Linked DNA regions of Homo sapiens: region 2 is linked to region 1. The links are chromatin loops, found by intact Hi-C in ENCODE. Cell type or tissue: IMR-90. All regions are shown on one strand. Each heading gives the region's core, and the rest is flanking DNA. Links, peaks and the distances in the headings are about the cores only. Region 1 has its middle 170 kb from the start of LINC02305. Region 2 overlaps FLRT2 (fibronectin leucine rich transmembrane protein 2).

Region 1 (2,820 bases), core at 222-2,721:
TTTCTGTTAGATAACCTCAGTGCCCTCGAATGTCTATCAAATTCTAAAAAGGTTGGTGGCAAATGACTTAAGTGTTCCACCTGCCAATTAAATGAAATGAAATTTTCAGGATGATATAATTTCTCTGGTTATAGGTTATCATAGCTGGGGAAACATCACATCAATGATATTGTCAACAGACTCAATTTGTGCTTTGTCAGCCATTTGTAGAAAGACAAAAGTGAAGAACTATAAAATAGATGAGATGAAATAGTGAGACACACAAGATCAAGTTCTCCATTCTACTGGCTCACACAAACCTCGGTTCTTCATAAGAGAAGAGTACGATTCATACTCAGTAATCCGCAGATTAAAGGATTGAATGCTAAATAATAAAATGTTTAATGTATTTTGTTAGCATATATACTTTTCAGGCAGTGAGAAAGTTTTTAACAAGAATGATAGGTATCAATTATTGAGTCTCTGAGCACTCTGTTGCCTGTATGTTCTCCCACATATTTAATCACATTTCATAGTCTCAATAAGGAGATAGATGCTATTGTCCCCATCTTATGGATGAAGAGACTGAGTCAAAAATTGTTTGTCAGTGCTAAACAGTATAAGAATTCAAACTTAGCTCTCACTAATGTCAAAAACAGTGTTCTTCCTGCTATACTACACAGCATCCACAGAAAGCACAAACAGTAGTAAAAAGTGAAAACTTAAGCTAACTGCCCTCTAGATATTTCTCTCCAAAGCCAAGCTCTATATTAGGTTAGCAGGTCAACTAAATGTAGCTGTTTGAGAGTTAAGCACATATAAGCTGATACAAACAGTAATGCCAGAAGTAGGGAAGTTTTTCATAGTGTAAATATTTTGTTTGTTGGTGAATAAAAAAATGATCGTTTATCTTGGGCAGAATCAACGAGTGAGCCGTTAGTAGGGTGGTATTGGAATCAGGATTCTTAACATTCAGAGAACAGTTTGAAAACTTGGCTCTTTGGCTCTTTTTTTTTTTGTATCATCAAAAATAATATTTAAATAATTGTTAACATCCTACAACGTGACCTGTGAGGTATCTTTCTCTCTACGGTGTGAAGCATGACCAAATGGATCATATTTTAAGAAGGCAGAGTAGTCAGTTGAAGAAAAGATCTTAAATATTATTTTAATATATATGTTTATTCTCAATAATGTTAAATCCACATAATCCTACTGTATATCTTAAAGAATGACATAAATGTTCGAGTTACGCAAATTTAGTTCTGAATGTTTTGTTTTTCATTTGACTTATGCTAGCCTCATGATAGGAACAGAGAAGAAATATGTTCTTCCCTGGGAAACTCCCGCAGTGTTATGAAAACATGAATATGGCAGAGGTTGTAAGTTAACTTTGAAAGTACGCAGATAAACTTTGAATTATTTATCTGTGAAATTCAAAACATGTGTGGGTAGCTGCTTGTTGGACAACTCCTCTAAATCTTCAGTACAGTATCACTGAGCACTGCCCTCGGTGATTTGGAGAAATTAAAAGGTAAGATTTCTGCTTACTGGAAATAAGTCATGAACTGGCTTTGCATGTCTCTATTTTGGTCTGGCATGCACATTTACTGGAAGGTCTAATAGTACCTCTGAAGAGATTCAGAATCAGGAAATGATGTAACATTATTTCCATTTCAGATATTGGCCTAAATGGCCTGATAATGATAACTTGCTGATGCCATGAGAGAGAGAGAGAGTGTGTGTGTGTGTGTGTGTGCGCGCGCGCGCATGTGTGTGTGTGTGTGTGTGTGTGTGTGCATTACATCAGTACAGATTGCAAGGATACATCTATGTATGTATTTCAGAATGCCATGGACCCCACATTACCTCTGTATGAGAAGGGGTGCAAAAAGCAACAACCTTTTGAAATATTTAAACAAGTTAGTAATTATACATAGTTAAACTTTTTTAAAGTGGTTATTTTATTGATTTTAATGTTGATATTACAGTTTTTAAAATAGTTTGGTAAACAGAGATACAAAATTATGAATACGGAGTTATAGTTGGTGATCCCCTTGCTTTTTAACTGGTCTCTTGGGCTGTGTAGTCACCATCTGGACTACATGAACAGTCAAGTGTGGGAATCTTCTTAACATGTAAAATATTCACCTGTCTTCTTAGGCCTATTTGGTGTAAACTGAGACTTTGCCCACCATCACTACTTTCTACAAGATAAAAATGTCTAGAATGAGCCAGACTCATAGATCTCTACATTTCTAAAGAGGTTACATCCTTTTGTTGTGTTTCCAGCAAAAGCTTAGGTTTGTACTTATGATCCTACTTCAATTTCTTTGAGCACTAGGCTCCTTATGACAGAACAGCTTGGGCAGAAATAATCAGCAAGCCACACCTCAAAGGTAAAAGAGCAGGACAAGGGAAGCCCAAGGCCATTTCTTCTTGTGATCACATCTCAATCATTTTCTCCCACTGTCTTTCATTCATGAGTCAAATATCTGAAGATTGCTGATAAATTCTAGCAGAGTTCCCACTTGAATAATTTGCTCCAGAGAAAATCCGCATTGTTTAAAACTTCCCATCGAAGTCTAACCACCACCAACTTTGAATTTTATTGCAGATTTCTAAGTTCCTTCTCTTCACGGAGGACATGGTGTGCTTCAGCTTGCCATATGAGCTTTGGGGTATGGTAAAGTTGTGAAATTAGGACATGGAAAGAAGTACTAGACTTAAGACTAAATGTTACGTTTACTATAAAATCTAGGTCTATTACATATATTCAATAACTTTCCTAAATTTCAGAGTACACTGCACATGATAATTCTGTTGGTCATGTGGCATTAA
Region 2 (2,820 bases), core at 299-2,798, 1.4 Mb after region 1:
GGCTCTTTAATCACACAGGGTTTCAGGGCGCTTTGGAGCATGTCCACTCGCTCACAGACTTATTGCTAAATTTATTATGTCTAATTTCTCACAACCAAAAGCTAATCTGAAGGCTAGCTTCCATATCGGACCGATATTATCTGTAGACTTAACCGGTATGACCTTAATAAATATCCAATGAAAAGCCCCCCCCCAAAAAAAAAAAACAACAACATTTTGAGGTAAATAGAATGCAGATTGGCATTTGTCCAGGGATATATTAGGTTGTTCAGTGTGAATGTAAAATTTTAGGTCCGTATTTGAAGTGTTAGAACTAGATTCTCACTTGTTTTCATTACTGAACAACATGGGCCAGCTACTTATGACGGGCAAGCCACCAGCCACCATATTAGCAGAGAATCAATCTGTAGGTAATACGCATACCATGAAAAGTTACTTCTTTCTCCACAGCGTTATTGCGTCTGAGAATACTACTTCTCTTCCTCCCCTCCTTGAAAGCCCGAAACAGGATAGGGTTAAACCATTTAGGGATTTTTTAATAATCACTGAAGACAGTGCAACACCATACTGTCATGTTGAGTTGCAAATATCTTTGACTGGAGGAGGTTGGAAGATGAAATTTCAAACATTATTCCATGTCTCTGCCAGTAGAGATACAAGAAATTGTAAAAAGAATTGGGCTAGCTGTACTGTAGCAGAACCTATTACAAACCTAGCATGGAAGGAATGCTGTTTTTTTTTTTTTTTTTTTTTTTTTTTTTGTTGTTGTTGTTGTTGTTGTTGTTTTAAAGCCCATGTCTTAACACTTCAGTAGTTTCATTGCAGTTTTAGAAATTCCAGGGGATGCTTTTAGCAGAAGAAAGTAGATTCCCAAATGACACCATGCTGGGCTACCCTGGAGTCCCCAAAGCAGTCCTGGCTTTTCCTGTATGTTAGGTTTCAGATGATGTGATCATATACGAGTTTGACTTTGACCGGCTGGATCTAATTTGAACCTTCTCTGATGCCCGTTACATTTATATTCTGGCCTGCTGGAGAGTTTGATTTAGGATTTAGACAACTTTATATTTTCCCAGTTTGAAGCTGTGGTTTTAAGAAAGGCTCAAGTATGTACAAGTCCAGAAGCTTTATTCTGTAGAGACCCAGTGTGAACATCTGATCTAGTTTGACTCTTGAGCTTTGTACTTTACAAGGAAGAATTCCTGCTTCTGGGATCTGAAGCGTCTGAAGTTAAAAAACAGCAAGGGTGCCGAGCGGCTTTTGGTTTTGCTCTCTGTTTAGAAGATTCAAAAAAGGTCAAGGTGATGTAATATTTGTATTCAGGTCAGACTTTTCTGGATAATCATCTTTTGATATCTTTAATTTCAATTCGAGTTCCTTTTTCACTAGATTACTTTAATAACTTTGTGATTTCTGCTACAGTGATTCAAATTCAGTCCATTAGTGACCTCTATCTGTGAGAAGTGAATACTCATGGTTTTTTTTTTTTTTCCTTCTCATCAAAGTCTGAAGATGACGTCAGGGTGCTGGGGGTGAATCCCAACAGTTCTGTAGTTCTTTCTGGATATTTCAGTTTACCTAATTTGATTTTTCTAATACAGAGTTCAATATGGATAATGACATTTAATTACAGTAATAAAAATGTTATGGACTAATAGAGAGGCAACTAAATGGTTATTCCATATAGCATTGACAGTGTGATCAACATAAATAAAACACCAGAGCTATCCACTGCCAATGAAGGGATTGTACAGTCAGGCTGACTATTGTTTTGGGACTCACAATGCTGCTGAATGTAAGTGAAATTTTATTGCTCCTAAGTGCTTACATAACAAGGGAAACTTGAGACGAGCTCAAAATATGTATGTGGTAACTAGACTTCATGGTAGCTGTGTGTATATGTCTTTAAATTCTGCTGTGCTTCTACTGTGAACTTATGGTACAGATCAAAGAGTGTGAGAAGAGTATTTATAAACAGATGGTCCTTTTAAGGAGACTTTAAAAATCTGATTCCTAATCCAGGTTTGTCTTGTGAGGGTTTTCAGATAGAAATTTCAATTTTAGCCGATTATTTCAAATGCTAATTGAAGACAAAGTTTACTGAATTTCTTAGGTGGGTGGATACCATTATCTGACATTTTCCAGATGGTTTTTGATCTAGTGGTATTTGGGGATATGGAATTTTTAGGAGGTTTTCTTTCTTTTCCCTTGGGCAATTTTTACACAAAAGACTTTTTTAAGACTAGCTATTATTATTATTAAAGTTAAACAACCATTATCTTACTTCAGACAACTTTCTTACTTTTTCTACTCTCCAAATTGCTTTTGTGCAATTATATCTTTCTTCTAAAACTACATGTCGCGAATTGACGTATCAGTATACTTTTACTCCTTTCAGTAATAAAGGACCTCCAATTACGTATCTGTTTATAGTAAAACACACACACACACACACACAACACACACATACATCAAGAACCATTTTAAGACAGAGATTCTTTTCAAGGTTTGAACTATGTTCCTTTTTTAAAGGCTATGACACAAATATTGTAATAAAAATATCCTGTGTTCTGATGAATACAGAGACTTATTTCATTCTCATGGAACAGTAAAACACTGTACTAGTAAAATAATCAGTGGTATTTTGAGTACATGGTCAAAATCTGTTAGAACCTTCATGTTTTGTTTTTTTTTTTTCTTCCTTAGCGAATTTCACATCTACTGGTGTTTTTGGTTTTCTTTGATTCCTTCTACTGTGGCTCTTTGAAGTGATTCAAAATTAAACAGTAGCTACTTTTTCAGGGAAATTCATCATGTTGT

The links. Peaks named below come from ENCODE experiments on the same cell type or tissue, not always from the same donor. Only the 100,000 strongest peaks of a DNase experiment are listed, where the experiment ranks them.
Region 2: it touches region 1 in a loop (3-fold over the local background); 3 of 110 quality-filtered maps call a loop at or near these places.

What each region holds. Positions count from the first base shown.
Region 1 is chr14:84,086,720-84,089,539 of GRCh38, forward strand. No RefSeq gene overlaps it. Among named protein-coding and RNA genes, the nearest start is that of LINC02305, 170 kb to the left of the region's middle. In IMR-90, for the core only: no CTCF peak of the experiment used is centred there; a DNase peak (open chromatin) is centred at 1,462; H3K27ac peaks cover 606 bases.
Region 2 is chr14:85,535,161-85,537,980 of GRCh38, forward strand. All of the region lies in intron 1 of FLRT2 (fibronectin leucine rich transmembrane protein 2), which reads left to right. Among named protein-coding and RNA genes, the nearest start is that of FLRT2-AS1, 4.9 kb to the left of the region's middle. In IMR-90, for the core only: a CTCF peak has its summit at 1,446; a DNase peak (open chromatin) is centred at 1,501; H3K4me3 peaks cover 968 bases; H3K27ac peaks cover 555 bases.